3 separate regions of the Homo sapiens genome follow, and all the other regions are linked to region 1. Evidence: chromatin loops called from intact Hi-C (ENCODE). Cell type or tissue: heart left ventricle. All regions are shown on one strand.

The links. A loop is a pair of places that touch in the nucleus more often than their neighbours do. Peaks named below come from ENCODE experiments on the same cell type or tissue, not always from the same donor. Only the 100,000 strongest peaks of a DNase experiment are listed, where the experiment ranks them.
Region 2: it touches region 1 in a loop (2.7-fold over the local background); 5 of 110 quality-filtered maps call a loop at or near these places.
Region 3: a loop joins it to region 1, with 2.3 times the contacts of the local background. A loop is called at or near these places in 5 of 110 quality-filtered maps.

Annotation. Positions count from the first base shown.
Region 1 is chr15:68,513,457-68,521,456 of GRCh38, reverse strand. It overlaps a transcript of CORO2B not described here. Among named protein-coding and RNA genes, the nearest start is that of CORO2B, 62 kb to the left of the region's middle. RefSeq lists enhancers at 1,872-2,371, 2,372-2,873. In heart left ventricle, a CTCF peak has its summit at 3,897 (motif pointing right); a DNase peak (open chromatin) is centred at 3,856; H3K27ac peaks cover 1,753 bases.
Region 2 is chr15:68,302,181-68,310,180 of GRCh38, reverse strand. It overlaps ITGA11 (integrin subunit alpha 11), which reads left to right. Exons shown (of 30, transcript NM_001004439.2): 27 at 2,485-2,595; 28 at 2,738-2,833; 29 at 6,296-6,409; 30 at 7,051-8,000. The coding sequence ends at 7,122. Among named protein-coding and RNA genes, the nearest start is that of FEM1B, 28 kb to the right of the region's middle. RefSeq lists a silencer at 3,299-3,388. In heart left ventricle, a CTCF peak has its summit at 3,342 (motif pointing left); a DNase peak (open chromatin) is centred at 3,360.
Region 3 is chr15:68,312,908-68,320,907 of GRCh38, reverse strand. It overlaps ITGA11 (integrin subunit alpha 11), which reads left to right. Exons shown (of 30, transcript NM_001004439.2): 20 at 516-723; 21 at 3,545-3,643; 22 at 5,181-5,257; 23 at 7,040-7,129. Among named protein-coding and RNA genes, the nearest start is that of FEM1B, 39 kb to the right of the region's middle. RefSeq lists enhancers at 3,031-3,531, 4,978-5,844. In heart left ventricle, a CTCF peak has its summit at 4,227 (motif pointing right); a DNase peak (open chromatin) is centred at 4,607.

The sequences.
Region 1 (8,000 bases):
ATGTAATGTGACATTCAAAATATATATAGAACTAAAATGTAGACAATAATAACACAAAAAGTAGGGGAATGAGTTAAAATGTACCAAGCTTGTGGCACTGTCCAGAATTTACAAAAGTACTACTTTATATTAGATTCTAAAAAGTTAAGTAATCTATGGCAATCTCTAAAATAATAGTAACAGAATGTAAAACTGACAAGCTAATGGGGGAGATGGAATAATGAAAAATAGCTTATTAATTCAAAAGAATGCAAGAAAAGGGAACATAAAACAGGTCTAGGAAAAATAGAAAACAAATAGTAAAGATGGTAGATGTAAAACCAAACTTATCAACCAAAGAACTAAATACTCCAATTAAATGTAAATGAATTAAATACTTCATTTAAAAGACAAAACTTTTTTTTTTTTGAGATGGAGCCTTGCTCTGTCACCCAGGCTAGAGTGCAGTGGCATGATCTTGGCTCACTTCAACCTCCACCTCCCAGGTTCAAGTGATTCTCCTGCTTCAGCCTCCCAAGTAGCTGGGATTACAGGTGCACGCCATCATGGCTGGCTAATTTTTGTATTTTTTTCAGTGGAGATGGGGTTTTGCCATGTTGGCCAGGCTAGTCTCAAACTCCTGACCTCAGGTGATCCACCCGCCTCGGCCTCCCAAAGTGCTGGGATTACAAGCATGAGCTACTGCACCCGGCCAAAGCTTTTAAGACTGGATTTTTAAATGCTATGCTGTTTACAAGGGTCCTTAAATATTAAGCTGAACCACATTAATGTGCCGATAGTCAACCATATTTGACTTATAAAAATAGCAGTTTCTTATAGTTCAACCTAAGATGAGGGCATAGTGAAGCTGAAAGTAAACGGATAGAAAAATATACCCTGTGAACTGTAACCAAGAGAAAGTAGAGTTTAAGGCAAGAAGCATTTCTAAGCATTTAAGAGAGACATTTCATAATGATAAAAGTGCTAGTCCATCAGGAAGATACAACTTTTCCAAATTTTTATGTATTTAACGCCATAGCTTCAAATTACACGGAGCAAAAATTAACAGGAGAAATAAACAAAAATCACTATTTTAAGGGGAGACTATAATATACCTCTTTCAGTAACTGATGGAACAAGCAACAACAAAAAAATCTGTAAGGATATAGATCTGAACAATGTAACTAGGAAAATTCACCTAATTGCATACACAGAAGCTATGCTGTCCCTAACATCCATAGAAAACGCATTCAAGTGTACATGGAACATTTATCAACATTGATCACATGCTAGCCCATAAAGCAGATTTCAACACATTTCAAATGGCAGAAATGATTCAAAGTTTGTTTTTTGACCACAGTGGACTAAATCTAGGAATCGATAATGAAAGAATAACAAGAAAATTACTAGATGATTGAAAATAAAGCATCATGCTTCATATAATACATAGATTTAAAAAATCACAACAGAAATGAGAAAATAGTTTGGATTGAATGCTATGATAAATATTATATATCAAAACTTATGGAACTAAAGCTGTGCTTAGTGGAAAATGTATGACTTTAAATACTTATATTAGAAAAAGTGAAAGGCTGAAATCAATTTATCTAATATTTATCTCAAGATACAGCTAAAGCTATGCTTGCTATGCTTAGAGAGCTATGTATAGCCTGAACTTCATGTATTAGAAAAGAAGAAACGCTGAAAGCCACTTATGTAAGTATCTATCCTAAGACATTAGAAAAAGAATGGCAAGCTATACAAATAGCAAAGAAAATAGTCAGAAGGAAATAATAGAAATAAGAGCAGATATTAATGAAATAGAGTATAAACAACAAAGGAAAATCATCAAAATCAAAAGTTGGTTGTTGGAAAGACTAATGAAATTGATAAACCTCTAGAAAAACTAAGCAACGAACAAAGAGGGAGAGCAAAAAATCATCAATATGAGTAATGAAAAGATAAATATTAATGAATTTATACAGGTTATATAGCAGAATGGTATGAGTGCACCTTCTAAAATCAGACTGCCTAGAGCTTTGGGGTTTAAAATAGAATTAATAGTATAGAATTACCTATGATAATATAGAATTAACCTATCTGACAGTTTTGGTAAATTCTTGATCATTATCTTTTCAGATATGACTTTTGCCCTATTTCCTCTTTTTCATTTTTCTGGGACTTCAGCCAACCACACATGCTTATACATGTGTGCTTGTGTGCATTTGTACGCTTTCTGAAGGTCTTCTCCTTAGCCCTTGTCTGTCCTGGCCACATTTTCTGCAGGCTACTGGGCTTGGGTTTCCCCAGAGATGCCCACAGGATGTGTTTGCCCTGGGGTGTGGAGCAGCTGCAGCTGAACAGTTTTGCCACCCGCAAGGGCTCCTGTGCACATGTGCAGGACTGAGCATCTGGGTCAGGGGCTCCTGAGTGTGAGGCAGTCCTGGGCCGTGCATACTCTGCTTTGCTCCTGTATGTACAGGTTCGGGCCTGGAACAAGGCAACTGGGGCACGTTATCTGAAATCACTGTCTAGAGAGCAGAGACCCGGTCCAGGCTCCTCCTCATAAACTAGAGGTCTTCCAGGGTGCTGAACCAGGGGTCTGGAGTCCTTGGGCCTGAGGGACCAAGAGCAGATGACTTGCTCTGGGTCTTGCTCATCAGTGTTTATGGCTGTCAAGAAAAGGACCCTCTTTCCTTCAGCAGCCCCCCACCCCCTCTCCATCAGAAAGGAGCAAGGGAGGGCATCACAGGGTTCCCAGGAAGCCCCTGGGGACCCTAGGGTAGAGATCAGCCCGAAGCCTGTTTCTCCAGTCACAGCCAAAGCTATGCCCAGAAGGCCCCAAGTCTGGCAGCAAGGGTGCAGTGCTGCTGACTGGACTCACCTTGGAAGGCAGAAACGGGATGCTGCTTCCCAGGGAGCAAGGGGGAAAAGAGCCAAAGGGAGGAGGAGAGAAGAGAGTAGGGAGAAGGTAGAAGGGCTGAAAATGGAAATGGGCAGGGAACAGAAAATGGGGTGGGAGTGGGCAAGACAGAAGGCAGGGAATGAGGACAGGGGAGGGAAGAAGAAAGGAGAGGGAAGCAGGAAAGGAAGAGCTCGGTCCTCATCGCTGCCACCCACGCCTTTCATGTGCTGCCTCAAGACGATTTGCATTTTACCAGGGATGGTGCCTGGAATCCTACAGCATAAAGCACTCATGATGGTATTTCAGGCACAGGGCTCTCAGATGCAGGAGCCTGCCCTCAATCCACATCTTGGAGGCCTTGGAAAGCTTTCCTGCCTAGGCTTAGGATTCGCTCCAGGAAGCCAGAGCCTATCCACTGGCAGCTGAGAGCTAGAAATGGGAGAAGCTTTTCTTGTGTGTTTTCAAAAGGCTTTGCTCTTTCAAAACAACTTTTCAACGAGGACCTTGAAAACCAGAATTACTCTCAAAGGATAAAACTACCTTCCCCCAGCCCTGTGTTCCAGATTGCAAAAACTTCTCTTGCCCTGGGATTTTGGGCTCAGACCCTTCCCTGGCCTTATGAGGGTACATGCAGTTTGAGGAATATCCTTTCACAGTCAGGACAACCAGATTAATAATAAATCACCATCAGGCATGTATGGTTTGGCTCGGAGGCCGTTCTGGGAATGGGGATTCAAGGCAAAAGAATCTGGCCTAATGGTTTTTCCAATGGTCCCAGTCCTGTGTTTTCACAATTCTGGCCTTCAGAGACCCCCATTTGCTCCTCACCTCTCCAGGCCTTTAGCGACCATCCTCCTCTCCCTGGGCCCTCAGACTCTAGGACTTAAGCTGGTCTGTGGCCTGAGAGACTGGATGGAGGAGGCTGTCCCTTTTGTCTGGAGGAGGAGCAGTAAGCACTGCCCAGCTGCAGAACACAGCACTCCAGCCGGGCCACCAGGCGGCAAGGCGAAGGTGGATTTCCAAGTGGAAGGCAGTGAGAACTGTTGGAATCCACCTCCAGAGTCACGGAATTTTTTTTTAAATGTCCTTTTCAAACACATACTTTGAAAAAATATTTAAAGGCAGGGGAAATTAATTAGGGCCCTTTGTGCTGGAATCGCCTTCCACAGCATTCCTTCAGCAAGAGAAGTAAAAATAGAACCTGTGAGAGTTTGAAAATGCACTGCTCACAAAGATCATATTTAAGAGGCCAGCTAGGCATGACTATTCAAATAGGAAGAATGGAGCTAATTATTTCCATCACTGCAGGGGGGAAACAGTGGCCGTCTTCTTGGGGTCGTCGGAAACAGCCTGAAAACTGGAAAAACCCGCAGGAGGCTGGGAGGAGAAGCCTTTCCAAGGGACAGACCCTGCTTGTGCCCCTTAGAATAATCATCACTTTTGTCCTAACTTTGTTACTGATAAAGAGTGAGGAAATCAGGAAAAATGAGTGGAGAAAAGGAAAGCATTTGGAGGATATCAAAAGTCCCTCCTATTTATGCAACAACTTGACTTTTTTTTTTTTTTTTTACACATTTTCCCATTCATTTGCTCCTCAACTAACCCCAGGAAGTAGGCTTGGTAGGCATTTTCATTTTCCACAAAAGAGAATGCTTGATGAGCCCAAAGTTACACAAAGATGTCACTGGCAGGCTAGGTAAGGCCCAGAAGTCAGGTGGTCTGACTCCTACCTGGCAAAGTTTCAGTGTGACATGGTGCCGTGAGTGTGGGCTTCAGAGTCAGGAAAGTCTGAGATGAGGTCTGGGATCAGCCACTTACTGGCAAGTCACTCCCGCTCTCAGCCTTGGTTTCCACATCTGTAATATTTTTCCTGGGACCTTAGGACCTAAATAGGTTCCCTTTTAAGGGCTGTCATGAAGATGAAGTGAAATGATTTGTCTAAATAACTCAGCACAGTGCATGGCCAATAAAAAGCACTCAGTCAGCTGTTGTTACCATTGTTATCATTGTGCTGTGTGATGAGAACAACAGGAGAACATTCTGGAGAAGGGAAGGATAAAGCAGCCATCAGAAACACTCCACTCAGAGGCATCCAGTGTCACAGCACAAGTCCTAAAGCAGGAGTCATGCGACCTTGGGTAAATCATACAGTCTTTAAGACTCCATATTCTCATCTGTAAAATGGGCATCGTGATATCTTCTATGACTGGGGCAAGGCCATGTGTTCCCCATACCATTTCTGCTTCCTGGGTTCACAGTAGAAATGACATTTTCCAACTCCCTTGTAAGATCAAGAGCCCTGCAATGATCACCTTTTGTAGTCATTGTCATCATCATCAACATCATCACCATCCCCCACTCTGTAATAGCACTTTACAGTTTTCACAGTAAATTTCAACATTTTATCCCATTTCATTCTTACAGAAATTCTGATTCCTATTTTATAAACAAGAAAACTAAGTTTGAAGAGAGCAAATGACTTTGCCCACTCTATGGAGGGAGAAGCAGGACTCGAACACAGAACCCTTGCCTCCACATAGCAGTGCCCCTGGGTAGCACCCTGGGGCACCTTCAGACTTGCCCTAAACAGACACATTTTCCTCCGTGGCCTCTCCTCCCTTCCTAGGTTAGCCCCCCGGCCAGCCTCTAGGGAGGTAGGTGGGAGCAGGGGATGTCTAGCTCTGGATGAGCTGGGCAGGGCTGACTCCCAGCAGGGCTACCTTGCTGTGTTGGAAGCAGAGTGATAGGCAGCCCCAGAGCTCTAAGTAGAGCCCGTATGAGAGGCAGTGCCAAGGTTTGCCATGGCCTGGGGTGCTAAGACGGATCTGTCCAGAGCACATACTGTAAAGACACCCAGAACAAAAGCCATTTGACCAAAGGGATCAGGCATGGGGCTCCTTGCACAGTGTAGTGTAGTGAGAGCTGCTCATCTTGGCTATGGAATGACCTCAACCCTGGCCACAAACAGACCCCTAAAACCAGGCACAAACCAGCTCCAAACCTCAGTCACAGGCTGACCACAAACCCAGTTATAGTTACCCCTCCTAGAGACTGACTCCAAGCATGAACCATACTTGAATATTGACCCCAATCCTCAAAGGCTACAGCTCAGTGCCGTGAACTAACCACTCCCTGACCACAGACTGACATCTAACCCTGGCCCCAGATTGGCTTATTGTACCCTGGCCAGATTGACCCTAGAACAGCAGCTCTCAAGCATGTGCCATTGGTCATATAAGACAGAGGGGACAGGTGGGTCAGCCCAGCACATCTTCTCTCAGAACACTTAGACCCCCAGAGGGTTGGGGAGGGAGACCCAGGGTCATCTCTGTATATGCATATATAACCAGAATTGTGCAATTTGGCATTTCATTTCTGTTTGATAATACTTGGTACCTTCCTTATATTACCATATTTCAATTGTAAGAAGCACAATTGAACATTTCTGTAATGAGGGTGTGTTTATAATCAATGAAGCCTTGTGAGTTGCTGTTGGCCTGGTAGTTGCTGTGATGTTGTTGTACATGTAGGAATCTGTCCATGGCTTTTCATGTCATTGGTGCTTCAGCTCTGCAGTTTTTCATGGTTGGCACCATAGGTATTCAGCTCAATTACTGTTTAAAGTATCTTTTAAAAACAACAACAACATGGCTTTTTAATTGACAGTCACTCAGCCATTTCTAAGTAGGTGTAGTACTACCTTTCAGAACTCACATTGGCAAGTATAAAAAGATGACTTAAAGCGAAGTGAGGACAAAATCACATTCTGCATACTAACCTATTTCTTTTTTTCTCCCTTTAAGGTGCTAAACTTGCACCTCATGTCCACTCAGTAACAAGTATTGGGATGTAGAGCACAGCCTCACTCAGCTCTGAAAGGTAATACAATCTGTGAGGGTGTGAGCCAGTGGCCTTTGCAATTGTGGATCTTGAGCTCTGCTCTCAGCAGATTTCAGATGTAACCATTTGTTAACTGTACTGAAGGCGTGTCCTTAAGAGGAAAGTGTTCAAATTAAAAAACTGCTGCCAGAAAAAAATATATATATTATCTGACCTTTAAACAAAAAGGTACTATGCTCAGAGAAAGACATGGTAAGAGGGCAGCAGATGGCAGTTTGATTTTAATGGAAGAAGTTGGAAGAATGATAATAATTTTCCCATTTTTCTTCACAGTAACAACTGAATGTTTTATAAGACCCAAGAAACATTATAAGGAGAGTATAAGAAAAGTATAGATGATTTCACTTATTACCCTAGTTACAACCCTTCATAAAATATGAGTAAATTATTTTTAAAATAGCAAATCATGACTAAGAAGGGTTTATTTCAGGAATTTAAGAATGGTCCAATATCAGAAAATCTATCTGTGTATTTCACCACATTAATAAACTAAGGGAGAAAAATCACATGATATCTAAACAGATACAAAAAAAATATTTTAAAAGTTCAACATCGCTTTATGATAAAAACTCTCAGATACTAAAAATAGACAAGAACTTCTTTAACTTGAGTATGGCTCTCTACTAAAATCCTACAGTAAATATACCTAAGAAAATGTTTAAAATTTTAGATACATTCTTCTTATGTTTAGGTACAAGACAGGAATGACTATTATTATTCAGTGTAGTACTAGAGGGCCTGGCCAATGCAATAAAATAAGAAAAAGAAATGAGGATTGTAATATAACTGTCGTAATGGAGGAGCTAAAACTATCAACTGTGGATAATATCATGATCTACAAATAAAAACTAACAATCCCACACAACTTATAGAGCTATGATAAATAGTTCTTCAAGAGAGCTGGTTAGAAGATCAACCTAGGTAATTCATTAGCACTTCTCTAAAATAGCAGTAAATTAGAAAAGTAGAAAATAAACTTCTAGTCAAAATAGCAGCAAATTTACAAGTCATCTAGAAAAGTGTAAAATTAACAAGACATTTGTGGATCAAATTGTAAAACTTTATAACAAAGATAAATACTAACTGGAGGCAAAAGGTAAATCTAAAAAACTTATAGAAGACATACTAAGAATAGTAAGACAATCCAAGAATATCTGCGACTGCGGGAATGCTTTTGTTTGCAAGGCCCCAAGGGTATAAACTTTAAAAGAGAAAA
Region 2 (8,000 bases), 210 kb after region 1:
AACTAAGACCTCCAGGGCAATGGTAAATAGATATGATGATGACAGAATAATCAGGATTACCTTAATCATGATTACTTAAAGGAATTTATTTTTATTTTGATTGTTAAATATGATCATTGCCCTAGGCTTCACACATGAGGGGATTTCAAAATCATTAGGCGTCCACCTTCCAGTCCTGATTTGGCTCCTTCTAACTTCTTTTGGTTTGCTAATCTTAAAAAAAATCTTTAAAGGGCAACCATTATTCCTCAGCTAATAATGTAAACAAAACTGCATTAGGCCGTGCACGGTGGCTCATGCCTGTAATCCCAGCACTTTGGGAGGCCGAGGCAGGTGGATCGTGAAGTCAGGAGCTTGAGGTCAGGAGCTCGAGACCAGCCTGGCCAGCATAGTGAAACCTCATCTCTACTAAACATACAAAAATCAGCCGGGTGTGGTGGTGGGCGTCTGTAGTCCCAGCGACTCGGGCTGGGCAAGAGAATCTCTTGAACCTGGGAGGCAGACGTTGCAATGAGCCAAGTTGGCGCCACTGTACTCCAGCCTGGGCAACAGAGCAAGACTCTGTCTCAAAAAAAAAAAAAAAAAAAAAAGGACTGTATTGACATGGTTACATTCCCAGGACTCTTAGTCATTTAAGAATGGACTACATGGTTGGTATCATTGCTTACAAAAGTGTCTTGAACTTGATGGGCTTATGTTGAGAAGTAAAATTTAATTTTTAATTTTTACCTTTTAATTCCATTTTTCCACAAACTTTTTGAAGTCCCTTTGAGAGGAGCGAGCAGGAGCATTGTCATGGTGGAGAAGGAGTCTCTGGTGACATTTTCCCAGCCATTTTTCTGCTAAAGCTTTGATTAACTTTCTCACAACACTGTCATAATAACCAGATGTTCTCATTCTTTGGCCCTCCAGAAAGTCAACAAGCAAAATGTTCTGAGCATTCCGAAAAACTGTTACCATAACCTTTGCTCTTGACTGATCTGTGTTTGCTTTGACTGGACCACATCCACCTCTTGGTAGCCATTGCTTTTTTTGTGCTTTGTCTTCAGGATGGTACTGGCAAAGCCATCTTTTATCCGTTATAATTATTTGAAGAAATGCTTCAGGATCTTGATGTCACTTGTTTAAAATTTCCATTGAAAGTTCTGCTCTTTTCTGCAGCTGATCTGGGTGCAACAGATTGGGCACCCGTCAAGCGGAAATTTTGCTCAACTTTAATTTTTCAATCAGAATGATGTAAACTAAGCCAACTGAGCTGTCTATAGTGTTGGCTAATGGTTCTGCTGTTAATTGTCAGGCTTCTTCAGTGAGGGCCTGAACAAGATTTTTTTTTTCCTCACAAATTGATATGAATGATCTGCTGCTGCAAGCTCCATCTTCAGTGTCCTCTAATCCCTTTTCTTTTCTTTTCTTTTCTTTCTTTTCTTTTCTTTTCTTTTGAGACAGAGTCTGGCTCGGTCACCCAGCTGGAGTGCAGTGGCACGATCTCGGCTCACTGCGACCTCCGCCTCCCGGGTTCAAGTGATTCTCCTGCCTCAGCCTCCCAAGTAGTTGGGACTACAGGCGCGTGCCACCACGGCTGGCTAATTTTTTGTATTTTTTTAATAGAGACGGGGTTTCACTGTGTTAGCCAGGATGGTCTCGATCTCCTGACCTTGTGATCCGCCTGCCTTGGCCTCCCAAAGTGCTGAGATTACAGGCGTGAGCCACCATGCCCAGCCCTCTAGTCCTTCTTAAAACAAGTTATCCATTTGCAAACTGCTGATTTCTTTGTGATATCATCCCCATCAACTTTTTATAAAGCATCAGTGATTTCACTGTTCTTTCACTCAAGTTTCACCATAAATTTGATGTTTGTTTTTGCTTCAATTTTAGCAGAATTCATGTTGCTCAGATAGGGGCTCTTTTCAAACTGATGTCTTATCTTTCTTAGTGCCTCAAACTAGATCCTGTTCACATAGGTTACAACAAGTTAATACGAGTTTATTTTGGGGCAAAAAAAGTTTTGGAATCCATGCATAATTTTTCCATAATACACATTTTCCATGAACTTTATGAAGACCCCTTTTATCTGATTCAGGAAGTTCCCTGGGAGTTTTTATCATGAACAGAAGTTGGACTTCCTAAAATACTTTTTCTGCATCTGTTGCAGCGATCATAGAATTTTTTATCTTAATGTGTTTATATGGTGATAGGAAACATTTATAGATTCCCTAATGTTGAACAAAAGTTCTGTCCCTGGAATATATCCAGGCCGGTCACAATGTACAGCTTCAAGTGGAGCATCAGATATACCATCCTTCATTTGTCCTTCAGTCATCCCCTGGCAGACGCAATGCACATGTCCCCCACTCCCAACTTTCTCTTTGTCCCCTGTCCTCTGCCCCTGCCCCCAGGAGCAGAGCCCCAGTCGTTCAAGCAGTGTTGCTGCCCCCTGCTCCCCTAGCCCAGCAGCTCAGCCCTGAGACCCATCTTCTCTTTCAGAATCACAGCAACTCTGATGTCGTCTCCATCAACTGCAATATACGGCTGGTCCCCAACCAGGAAATCAATTTCCATCTACTGGGGAACCTGTGGTTGAGGTCCCTAAAAGCAGTAAGTAGAGCCCCTGGGCTGGGCTGGAAGGAAGAAGGGAAAGGGGGCGGCTGTTGGGATGTCTTCCACCTGGGGCTGCCTGGGGAGGGGACGGGAAGAAAAGCTTCCAAGCCAGCTTCTGACGAGCCCTCTGATTGCACAGCTCAAGTACAAATCCATGAAAATCATGGTCAACGCAGCCTTGCAGAGGCAGTTCCACAGCCCCTTCATCTTCCGTGAGGAGGATCCCAGCCGCCAGGTGAGCCCCTGGGAGCCCTGCAGAACTGGGCTTAGGCCGGACAGCTTGGGAAAGGGTTGGCCGTGCTCCTCTATAGAGTTTTCCTACAACCCCTGGCTGCATGTCCCAGCAGGAGAGAATCAGGCAGACCTGTGGGCTGTTAGGGCAGCCGCTGAAAAGAGGGAAAAAAGCAAGACAAAGCCTCAGGGGCAACACTAGGGAAGGTCCAGAGGTCTGGTGTGAACTGAATTTGTGAAGACCAAAGGATGGGAGATGCCTCGGTATCAGCCTCTGTTAGTTGCGTAAAAGCAGATTGTTACAGATTACACTGGCTTCATCCAGGGTCCAGGAAAGGAGTGAGACTCTGTGAGACCCAACGAGAAGTGAGGTCTTAAAGAAAAGCCCATTCCTGGAAGAAGTGGCAAAGGAAGAAAAAAGAAAAGAAATAAATTTGTAAAAGAAAGCAAGCAAGCAAAGCCCAGTCCTGTGGAAATAGACAGGGCAGCCGGGCGTGGGACGCTGCTGCCCTCCACTGGCCACACCCCAGAAATGCCAGCTTGGGCTCCAGGCAAACATTCCTATTACAGAGGCGGAGTAAGCTCCCAACACCACCCCAGGGAGATGCTGGAGAGCAAAGAGGCGGGGTCAGGAAGCATCCCTTATAAAACAATCCAACAAAAACCAATCACAGCCAGGGCAGGGGGATGCCAGGCAGAGGGGTATCAGGATCCACCTAAGGAGCTTTTTTGTTTGTTCATTCATTTGGCATTTGTTGGGTGTGTCTCCTACGGCTTGGGCCCCAAAGGGGAAACAGAGATAAATTAGGCAGACAGGGAAACAGTGACAATAAATGGGTGAGTGCAGTCTGGGGGTGAGCACAGGCCCGGAGGGGAGCGATTCCGAGCGAGGGACATCCCCGGAAAGCTTTCTGGAGACTGTTTGAACCGAATCTTGAAAGATGCTGCAATGTTCCCAGCATCCAAGAGAGGGAGGTGTGGTACAGGCACCCCCGCTCCCCCACACATACCCTGCTCACACACACAGAGAGAGAGAGAGAGAACCCTTCTTCTCACATTGATGCTTGTCTTTTAGGTGACTTTTCCTTCTTCCACCCCCACTCAACCCCCCAAAAAATTCCTCTATACTCTCTGGATGCCTCACTCCCTTTTTTTTTTTTTTGAGACGGAGTCTTGCTCTGTCACCCAGGCTAGAGTGCGTTGGCAGGATCTCGGCTCACTGCCAGCTCCACCTCCCAGGTTCATGCCATTCTCCTGCCTCAGCCTCCCGGGTAGCAGGTATTACAGGCGCCCGCCACTACGCCTGGCTAATTTTTTTTTTTTTTTTTTAGTAGAGACAGGGTTTCACTGTGTTAGCCAGGATGGTCTCGATCTCCTGACCTCATGATCTGCCCGCCTCGGCTTCCCAAAGTGCTGGGATTACAGGCATGAGCCACCGTGCCCGGCCATGCCTCATTTCTCTTTTAGAAATCCAGCAACCCCAAAATTAAGCCCCTGTATGCTGGGCTGTGTGCTAGGTGCTGGCGCTGGGGAGGCAGAGCCAGGTGCCCGCCTTGAGGGACAGAAAGAGCACACATAAGGGCCCTGCCATTTGCTGGCCCCCAGCTGTGTGCTGAACATGGTGACAGACCTCTCAACACTGTGAGGCACTGTCCCCACCCCCATCTCTCAGGTATGCACACCGAGGCATGTGAGATGAGGCAGGAGGGACAGTGACTTGCCTCAAGTTGAACAGTGAGTCAGTGGCCAAAGGAGGGCTCTGTCTGCTGTTGCAGGTGGTCCATTCACTCCACATGGCTCTGTCTGCTGTTGCAGGTGGTCCATTCACTCCACGTGTTAGCTGAGCTCCTGCTACATTCCCGGCACGGCTCCAGGTTCTGAGGATAGAGCAGGGACAAAACAGACAAAGCCCCCACTCTCCTACAGCTGACATTCCAGGCAGGCAATAAACATAAATATAAACGTTATCAACTGGTGATAAGGGCTACCCAGAAAAAGGCACACATCTAAGGGTGGAGTGCCAGGGGGTGCTGTTTTATACAGGGGAGTTGGGAAAAGCCTCTCCAATAAAGTGACATCAGACAGAGACCATGAGGAAGACAGGAGTGTCTCGTGGCTGCGTGAGGGAAACCCTTGCAGGCAGAGGGAATAGCAATGCCTACAGCAGGCACGCCATGGCATGCATGCTGGAGGCCAGGTGGCTGAAAGCTGGAGTAAAGCAAGAGGGAGCAGGAGGTGAGGTCAGCAAGACAGGTGGGACCCGAGAGGGGAGGGCCTTGCAGGCCAGGGCCAGGACTGCACTTTTTACTTTGAGCTTGAGCAGAGCAGAGCAGAGCATAAGCCTGCCTTCCTCGTTAGAAGGATCCCTCTAGTTGCTATGCTAAGAACAAACTGCAGAGGGGAGGCAGTCGGGCAGCGCTGTAGTCTCCAGAGGAGATGTGAGGGCACTCAGGCCCAGGAGGTGGGAGTGGTGGCCACATTCCAGGTGTTTCCAAGGTAGAATGGACAGACTTTGCTGCTGGGCTCCGTGTGGGTGTGAGAGTTAGGGTCAGTGATGGATACATGGCTTCTGGCCTGAGCAGCGCGGAGGGATAGTGCTGCCATTTGCTTAGGTGAGAAAGAGCTGGAAAGAGCAGGCTTCGGGGGCTGGGGTGTTAAGAGCTTGGTTAGGGGCCTGTTACAGTTGCCAGGCAGGCCAGGAGACAGTCGGTGTGAGCCTGGAATTCAGCGGAGAATCCAGGCGGACGACAGAAATGTGAGAGCAGTCGGCGTGTAGACGGTGATAGCCACAGGACTGAGGGAGCTGGCCTGGGCTTACTTTCTGACCTTCACGCCCTGGCCACTTTTGCCTTTGGGACACCTTCCTCCATAGGAAAAAAGTATTTAAAATTATGGTTTATAACCATGTTGATACAAAGATTAAAAAATGTTATCCAAGCTGGATTCTATTCCATTTTTTCCTCTAATTTTAAAAGAAATGTAAACATTTTCATGGGCTCCTAAAAGTGTTATGGGCCTTGGCACCATGACTACTGTGACTCGTGGGAAAGTCAGCCCTGAGTTCACCCAGGAAGTGACTCTAGAAAAAGAAGAGGTGCAAGGACTGAACCGTGGGAGACACTGACCTTTAGAAGTGCGGGAGGCGATGCGGAGGCAGCAAAGGGAGAAGGAGTAGCCCATGTGGTGGGAGGAGGATCCAGGGAGTGGCGGGGGCCTGAGGCCAAAGGCAGCAAGTGTCTCAAGGAGGCAGGATCACTTGGGCCACTGAACCCAGTGTCGGCTGTTCAGGCAGTGGTCGTCCTGAGGCCTTGGCTGGCCTGTCCACCCATCCCTCTGGTATCCCCCTGAGGAAGAGGATGCAGCTCCCCCACCAGGTGCCAGCTGTCTCCACCCTCCTGCCCCTCCCAGACTGCCACCCCAGCCCCAGAAGAGTAATGCTGTTGGCCCGGCCCCCCTCCCCTTGCAGATCGTGTTTGAGATCTCCAAGCAAGAGGACTGGCAGGTCCCCATCTGGATCATTGTAGGCAGCACCCTGGGGGGCCTCCTACTGCTGGCCCTGCTGGTCCTGGCACTGTGGAAGGTGAGGGCCCTGGCAGGGGAGGGAAGGAGCAGCATCCTGGCTGGTGGGCCCAGGCTCCAGCCCCTGGAACTTCGTGGCCGCTGCCACGTTCTCCTCTCCAGGGGAGCTGGCACCCCACCCCTCGCCATAGCAGACACACTGGTTAGGGCCAACAGACGGCACTCAGACTATGGCTCTAACCTGTTTGTGGATGCCTTTGAGAACCTGATGAAAACTAAGGTTCCTATTATTAGAGAAAAAAAAAAAAAGCAAGTACAAACAACTGCACAAAATTTCTCCCACAATGTCAAGCTGTTAACAAACCTCCCGAAGTCCATCTCTGTCTCTGAAGCTCTGGTTACAAACCCCTGGTCTCAGCCTCCTCCTGTTACAGATGAAGGAGGCCCAGAGAGGGATGTTGGCTGGGGCTGGTCACACAGCAAGATGGGCACTAGTATGACTTCTTGCATGCAGCCCATGGTCTCATCCACTGTGTTCCAGTCCACAGAGGCAGTTCTGGAGGAGGGGGTGCTCAGAATGAGCTGGGGGTACTCAAGGAAGCCCTGAGGGAGGAATCCCAAGGAAAGGTAGTGGAGGGAAAGCTGGGGCAGGCCTTGCCCACCCTGTCCTCCTCTGAGACGTCTCCCTTTGCCTCCTCACAGCTCGGCTTCTTTAGAAGTGCCAGGCGCAGGAGGGAGCCTGGTCTGGACCCCACCCCCAAAGTGCTGGAGTGAGGCTCCAGAGGAGACTTTGAGTTGATGGGGGCCAGGACACCAGTCCAGGTAGTGTTGAGACCCAGGCCTGTGGCCCCACCGAGCTGGAGCGGAGAGGAAGCCAGCTGGCTTTGCACTTGACCTCATCTCCCGAGCAATGGCGCCTGCTCCCTCCAGAATGGAACTCAAGCTGGTTTTAAGTGGAACTGCCCTACTGGGAGACTGGGACACCTTTAACACAGACCCCTAGGGATTTAAAGGGACACCCCTACACACACCCAGGCCCATGCCAAGGCCTCCCTCAGGCTCTGTGGAGGGCATTTGCTGCCCCAGCTACTAAGGTGCTAGGAATTCGTAATCATCCCCATCCTCCAGAGAAACCCAGGGAGGAAGACTGTAAATACGAACCCAATCTGCACACTCCAGGCCTCTAGTTCCAGAAGGATCCAAGACAAAACAGATCTGAATTCTGCCCTTTTCTCTCACCCATCCCACCCCTCCATTGGCTCCCAAGTCACACCCACTCCCTTCCCCATAGATAGGCCCCTGGGGCTCCCGAAGAATGAACCCAAGAGCAAGGGCTTGATGGTGACAGCTGCAAGCCAGGGATGAAGAAAGACTCTGAGATGTGGAGACTGATGGCCAGGCAAGTGGGACCAGGATACTGGACGCTGTCCTGAGATGAGAGGTAGCCGGGCTCTGCACCCACGTGCATTCACATTGACCGCAACTCACACATTCCCCCACCAGCTGCAGCCCCTTGCTCTCAGCTGCCAACCCTCCCGGGTCACTTTTGTTCCCAGGTACCTCATGGGAAGCATGTGGATGACACAATCCCTGGGGCTGTGCATTCCCACGTCTTCTTGCTGCAGCCTGCCCCTAGACATGGACGCACCGGC
Region 3 (8,000 bases), 200 kb after region 1:
TATGTAACATATTTTCCAATAATTTATGCTCAACTTTGATCCAACTATGAGATGATTTAGATAGAAAACATATATACCATGACATAGATAATAAAGAGAAATAGCACATTCAAAACTTGTAGAAGGATAATGGAGCACATATTCTAACCAGCTAGGCTAAAATAAGGATTATCTCTACATTAGTGCTGAGCTTCCTAGCAGCCAAGGCCAAAAGGGAAACATGATGTGCGGAGTGGTGATGCGTGAGTGGTGAGGTCAAATAAGAGCTCTGGGTTCAGCGGAGGGTATGATCTCTATGGTGGGGACACCAAGGGCCTTTGAAATAGGAAGTGGTCTTGAAGGGTGAGCTCTTTCCAGCCCTGCCATCCATTTCCACTCTCCTCCCAGTGGCTATTCCCATGAGCAGAGGCCAGTCAAGTGCCCAGACCCACCTTTTTGCCCCAACCCTGGGGCTCCTCTCTACCCCTGCTTTCCTCATTCCATCTGCCCAGTCTCTGGTGGTCTCTTGTTCTCAGGGAGTACTGCCAGAGGGTGCTGAGGAAGCCTGCGCAGGACTGCTCCGCATACACGCTGTCCTTCGACACCACAGTCTTCATCATAGAGAGCACACGCCAGCGAGTGGCGGTGGAGGCCACACTGGAGAACAGGGGCGAGAACGCCTACAGCACGGTCCTAAATATCTCGCAGTCAGCAAACCTGCAGTTTGCCAGCTTGATCCAGAAGGTAAGACCTCAGCGACCTGCCCAGACTGCCTCTGCCTGGCACAGAGGAAAAGGAAGGCCAGGTGGGCTCCTGGCTACATGTTGGAATCACAAGAAAGCTGGATGCAGTGGCTCATGCCTGTAATCCTAGCACTTTGGGAGGCTGAGGTGGGAGGATCACTTGAGCCCAGGAGTTTGAGGCCAGCCTGGGCAACATAGTGAGACCCCATCTCTACAAAAATATATAAAGTAATTAAATAAAAAAAAAAATCACAGGAGAGCTTTAAAAAGCCTGCCCCCAGACTCCTCCTCTGGAGATCCTAACTGATTTGCTCTGGGGTTGGGCCTGGCATCGGGAGGCTTTTAAAGCTCCCTCAGTGACTTCAGTGTGCAGCCAGGGCTGAGAACCACCGGCACTAGGGGAGTCTGAGCCCTTTGGGAACACAGGGAGGAATACCCTTCAGCCCGACTCCTGGGCCCTGGTTAGGGGCACACACACCACGCATGTGCCACCAGCCATCCACACGTTCTACCAACAGTGCACCCTGCAGGCTTGCTCGGAAGGTCCTTCTGACAAGAATCAGAACCGGTTCTTCCCCAGGTTAAAACTTCTGATCACTCCCAGCTGCTGTCAGAACAAACTCCAGGCTCCTCATTGTGGCATTCAAGGCCCATCTCACCCACCTCCTGCCACTTCTCCTCTAACTGTGCCACGGGCCACCTTGTTCCCAGCACGCCCTGCTGGTTCCCACCATGGCCCCCACCTGGGACTCCTCTCTCCTCTGCCCAACAGGCTCCTGCTCCCACTTGGTGACCATCCACATATTGCCTACTCACGGCGTCCAGCGCTGTGCTAGCACTTGGCATGCATTTAACCCTTGCAGCAACCTCAGACATAGCAGTAGTGGTGGTAGTGGTGGTGGTGGTGTCCCCATTTTACAGAGGAGGAAACTGAGGCATAGGGAGGGGTTAAGGCCTGCCCAGGACCACACAGCTGGTGAGCCGCAGAGCGGAATTCCCACCCCACAGCTGGCGCCTGAGCCTGCGCTATGTGACAAAGCATAGTCCTCAGCCCTGCTCTCTGGGGTATCTTTCCCAAAGCTCTCCAAGGCCACAGGCGGCCCTCCAGCCCGCATAGCATCTGGTACAGCCCTTCATGTGCTCTGAAGAAACATCAGTCTCCAAGTGCTGGCCTCTTGAAACCCTTGACTCCCAGGTGGCAAGAGCCCTGTCTTAGCCATGTCTGTGTCCAGAGCTGGGCACATAGAAGGCCCTCAAGACAAGTTTGTTGAGTAAACTCAGACATCAATGTCATGTGTGGGTGTTGCGGGGGTCCTAGGGCCCTCAGACACAGCCTCTGTCCTCGAGGATCTCAGTGTCAATGTGGAACCCAGTGTGCCAGGCAAGACAGGTGCCAGGCCAGTCTGTCCTCTCCACCCCAGAACCACTGCCCAGCACCCCTCCCCAAGTGCCCCCCCCTTGCTTGCCACACACACAGGAGCAGTTCCTATAGCCAGGAGGGGAAGCTGAGTGGAGGGAGGCCACCCCAGGAAAGCGAGGAGCTGCCTACTCGGGTACCCCCTTCCTCCTCAGTGGGCTCCCCCATCCTCAAACAGACCTCAAGGCCTATCTGCAGCCACAGTTCCTTCTGTCAGGCCCAGGCCTGGGCCCCAATCCCACTCCCTCTCCACTGCCCAGAGTGACAGCCCAGGCTGATGATGAAGAGCCCACCTGATGGTCTCTCGAAGTCCCCTCCTGTCCAGGGACTTGTGTCTGTCTGGATTTCAGGTATACGGAGGGAATCAAGCCCCACACCAGCATCCGCCTTCCCCTGCTTCCCTGGCCCAGACTTCACAAGGCCAGTCTCATGCTTGCTCCTAATCCTGGGGAGGGAATCATGGAGATAGTTTCTGTGGCTCAGAAGAGCTTTTGGAAATGAGTGGAGGTAAAGAGAAGTGGGAGACATGTTCTGTGAAGTGCTGTGTCCCCACACATAGCAGGTGGGGTGCAGAGTTAGCCTGGAGCCTACCTCCTTCACAGGTGCCACCACCCATCCCCAACCCAGGAAACGCTCATGGCTGTGAGGTCAGCATTCCTCTCCTCTCTCTCCCCAACATCCAGCCAAGGGGAACTCTAGTAGAGAAAGCACCCCTCTCAGCCAAATGCAGATGTGTTAGTCTGATCACACACTTTTTGCACACACATGCAAAAACACAGCAGCCTACATATTTGTCCTGGGAAATGCACATGCTCTGTGTACATGCAGCAGGTACATGCACACACATGCACTGACACGCAGACACACACAGAGTCTCCACAGACACATGCTCACATCCACACGGGTGCATGCATGCCCAGAGACATACACAGCCATGTGCCCAGGTAATGCCCAACAGTGCAGAGAACACAGCAGGGACAAATAATCATCATAACTGTAGCTGCCACATACGAGTGATGACAATAGGCAGGGCATGGGATAGGCGCTGCATTTATGTGCATCGCGTCATGTAATCCTCATAACAACTAGATGAGGTAGTTACTGTCATCCCCATTTAACAGGTGAGCAAAATGAGACGCATACATGAGCCCCCGCCATCCTCCCCACCGCCTCTGAGTGTGTCCCGCCCCGTGTCATGCCAAGTACCAGGAACCAAGACACACCCTGGCCTCTGGGGCCTCTGGGGTCTCAGACATCAGAAGGGCTGTGGTCCAGGCTTTCATATGGGTATCAGGGGCTGAGGCGGCCCCTGCAGAGTGGGGTGCAGGCTGGGGGTGAGGGAGCCTCGAGACCTGGTCCCAGGCCCCACCTAACTGCTGCCATGATGTCTGCCACCCACCTCCAGGAGGACTCAGACGGTAGCATTGAGTGTGTGAACGAGGAGAGGAGGCTCCAGAAGCAAGTCTGCAACGTCAGCTATCCCTTCTTCCGGGCCAAGGCCAAGGTTGAGACTGGGGACAATGTGGGGGAGGGTCAGGGTGGGCACTGGGAGGCACAGGTAGTTTGGGGAGGGCGGCAAGAGCAACAAGAGTGAACACAGAAGACCAGGGAGGGATGGGAGGCCTGAGGTGGCTTTTATTTGTCTTTTCTCCCACAAAATTACATTCAAGTGACCAAATGAGCCAGCCATCCCCATGCTAGCAGCCCATCCTTTAACTCAGAGAGAATTCCTACCACTCCCAGCCACTAGTCTGCCACCTGCCCTTAGCCAGTCCCACTGTTCTGCAGCCTCACAAGTTTTTCAAATTTCTGGCCTCTGCCACTGTGCTGTGTATGAGGAGGGATGGGGAGAGAAACTACCATTTCGTGAGTACCTACCACCCAACTGTGCTTAAAAGCTCATGTGAATAGAGGGTGGGTATGTGAAGGGAGAAGCAAAGTAGCTGGGAAAGGGAGGGAGACGCCAGATTGCAGGGAGTGTTTGGACATCAGCCCTGGGCAGCAGGCAGCCATAGAAGGTTCTGGAGTAGGAGACCTAATTGAGGCCAAGCTGCGTGGACTTGGGAATCAGAGAGGAGCTGTGGCAGGAGCCAGTAGGCGGCAGCAGTGCTCCCAGGAGCAGGGTCTGCACAGCTGGGGAAAGAGAAAGAAATGGGAGTGGGGATGAGGGCTCCTTAGCAAAGCACCTCCCTGGTGAGATATAAGTCAAAGGTGTGGTTTCTGGGTTGAGGCACCGACAAACCCAGGAGCTCTGGAGTGGGGATGGAGCAGGACATAGCCCAGGCTTCCCCACCCACGCCCAGCCACTCCTGCAGAGAAGGGGCCGCTGAGGTCTCCTGGGAAACCTCGTGAGGGTGAGACCAGGGAGCGCATCAGGGGTCTGTGCAAAGCCTCAGTAATGCCCCCAGGTGGGGCAGGGAGGAGGCGAGGAGGGTCGCATGTTTCCCCACCGCGGGGCGAAGGGCAAGGGGAGTATCAGGGCCCAGGTCAGCAGTGTGGCAGAAGCGCTGCCAGACAAGGGGCGGATGCCTTGTTGGCCTGCTGGGTGGCCACTGGCCCTCATCCCTCTCTGGGCCATCTCCTCCCTGCCACACACAAAGAAGAGGTGGACAAGGCAGTCCTACCAAACGTTTCTGGCCCCCACATCCTGTGGTGCATGGCGATGGCCATCGGCCCTTCCTGCCATCAAGGACCCCTACCCTAAAAACCCTGCAGACAGAGTCTGGAGCTGGACTTGCTGCTTTCTGGTTGCCTTTTGCTAAAAACAAAAGAAGAGGAAGAGGGAGGGGGGCTGGCTCAGCCCCGAGAAACCCCATTGTGGGAGCTGTTGTCTTTGGCTGTGTCCCCACAGCAGCCCTGAAGCTCAGCTCATGTTCTGTAGCACCTGGTCCTCCCTTTCCCAGCCTGTTCCCAGCCAGCAGCTCCCCAACCCCCAGCAAGCTCCCTCTCCCCAAGCCAGCAGGGGGCTGTGGGGAGTGGGCTGTGGGGAGTGGGCGGGGCTGGTCCCAGCAATGCCCAGACATGCGACTGCTTCCTTGCAGGTGGCTTTCCGTCTTGATTTTGAGTTCAGCAAATCCATCTTCCTACACCACCTGGAGATCGAGCTCGCTGCAGGCAGGTCAGGGCCGTGCCTGCTCCTTCTCCCCAAAGCTTGCTATTCCGGGGCCCAGCTCTCTGGCTGCTAGCAACTGCTCCTCCCGACACTGAGTCCGCTGCCCCACGCCCTGTCCCCCACTGCCCCAACCTTGAGTGGAGGCAGTGGGGTGGGGAGGTGGGCCGGCATCCGTTGCAGGTGTGGGCCAACCTGCTGCCCCCTGTGTTGCCACCACTCTTCATTCTTTGGATGATAAATAATAATGTCAGCCCTTTACTTTTAGACAGCCCTGTATACAGCAGTAATTCACAAACCCTATGGTTATAAAGCATTGTACAGGCAAAAATCTCAGTCCTCACAGAGGCCCCTTAAGATCATCAAAGCAGGGGTTATTCCACACACCATCTTCCAAGTTAAGAAAAGAGAGGCTCAGAGAGGGTGAGTGAATTTCCCAGGGACACACAGCAGTAAATTGTGCAGCTGGAAGCTGAACACTACTCGTCCTATTCCCCATCCAGGGCTCTTCCTGTCCTAGTCACCTCTCTCCCCTTTTTCTATTTTTAAGAGGCCTTTTCTTACTCTATGTGGGTCTTCCTGTCTATCTGTCTGTCTGTCTCCCAGGCCTCTCAGAGGTAGCTTGCTATGTGTTGACCCCATGAATCACTTTGTGTCAGTAGTAAATACACTTCTCTTTTTTGCAGAATTACCTCTGTGTGGGGAAGGACAGAGGGATTGTGTCCACTCTGGAGCCTTATAAATGGCAAAAATCCTTAGCTAAGAAATAAATACCCCAGGCAAACCGAACACTAACATTCCAGCACACACACGTGCAGGTCAGAGGTCACATAAGCGCTGGGGACTCATACCCGACACGTGCTCGCGTCCCAGCTACAGTTAAATGAATTGTGCATCCTGGTAGAATTCTCACACACCACGTGGCAAACTTGGCAAGGCCTCCCTTGCTCTCTGCCCTGCTCTAAGAAAGCCCAGTCCCGTCTTCACAGGAGAAATGAGCGCGCTTGCAGAGCAGTGTCTCTGGCACAGCTGTGGGGGGTGTCTGAGAATTAGGTGTGTGTAGGAGGGGGCTCTGGAGGCACATCTGTGTGTGTTGGGTCTCCCTTTTCTAACCAAACCCCTATCCTGGGGTAAGGCTTCCAAAGGGAATCAAACTCAGTCTATATAACAAGCAAGAACTGTACATTTTTATGTCTAAAATGATTTGCCCCGGTAGTTCATGGTGCTCAGATATAAAGGGAGGCACACTGGACAGAACCCCCCCGGAAGATGTCTCTGAATTTCACTCCCAGCCTTCTTGTGGCAGCAGAGTGCCCCTGGCCGCCCTGTAGGAGCTGCCCCCGGTCAGTCCAGGGATAAATGAATGACTCTACTGTGAATTCCTCACCATCCCTCCTCCGTGGGCACAGCCTTTGCCACAGGTGTCATCTCCCACAGCCCCTGAGTCCAGCAGGCAGCAGGATTGGCCCGCCTGACAGACGGGGCATCTGGGTGAGGGAGGCAAACAGGCTGGGGTCCAGTCCGTGCCAGGCCAGGCACAGGCCTCCCAGGTCCAGCCCAGAGCCCTCCCCTGACTCCACCTAAAGGGGCAGCAGGTAGAGCTAGTGTCATCCATCCCTGCTTCTGGCCCTTCCTCTCCTAGGAGATGCCTCAGGTTCCCTGTCTGGCCTGTCTGGTGCCCATCAGCCCCAGATAAGCCAGTGTGCTCCTTCCACAGTCTGCCTCAGACCCTTCCCGCTGCCTGTGCTGGCTGAGCCCCTTCCTGACCTTGCCGCCTGGCTCTCCTTGCAGTGACAGTAATGAGCGGGACAGCACCAAGGAAGACAACGTGGCCCCCTTACGCTTCCACCTCAAATACGAGGCTGACGTCCTCTTCACCAGGTGGGCCGGGCTCCGGGGGCCCCAGGAGAGGGAAGGCATGGGGAATGGGAGGAGGGAGGCCTAAGGGGGGGCATCCTCTGATGGGCCCTAATAGGGCCAGACCCCAGCACTAAGGGACTATGGATGGAGCCAAGAGTGTCCCTGGTGGGTCAGAGAGTGCAGCACCCCCATCCAATGTGGGGAGGGGATATCAAATTAGAGGAAGGAGGAGACACAGGCCCGGCCCTGGGGAGCTCCCAGCAGGGGCAAGAAGGGAGGGTGGGGGCAGTGGGAGGCGTCCACCCCTGGCATAGGCAACAAGTGGATGCATGGTCTGTAGAGAATTTAAAAACAGAAATAATATCTATCGTAAGTCAATCTGCTTTTTGTTATCATATTATGCCAGCACATCTAAACAATGTCAGTGGGAAAAGACTCTTCCCCAAAGGACAGACTGCTCCCACCCCCACCCCCTTGGCATGCTACTGGCCCCCAATCTGATGGAGGAAACAGCCCCTGTCCTCTGAGAGCTCATGGGCAGATGGAGAAGTCAGGGCAGAACAGCAGATGCGGAGAGGAAGCTCAGGCCCTCCCACGCCAGCCATCCCTAGAGGGTGGAAGGGAGCACAGTGGCATGGTCACTCCGAAAAGTAGCTACACTCCTAGGCAGAGACGCTGGGGCAGGGATGAGATAACTGGCTCTTCTGACTCACGCCCACCCACTCAGGAGGCAGACATTGCTCACCCATGGCAGCGCTGATTCCTGCAAAGGCTCAGAATCCTTCCAACATGACACTCACTCCCAGCCGACACAAGCGGGAACCTGTTTTTCGTGGCCCGGGGGAGGCCGGCACATGCCCTCTCCCTCTTTCATTCATCTGTCCATCCAGCC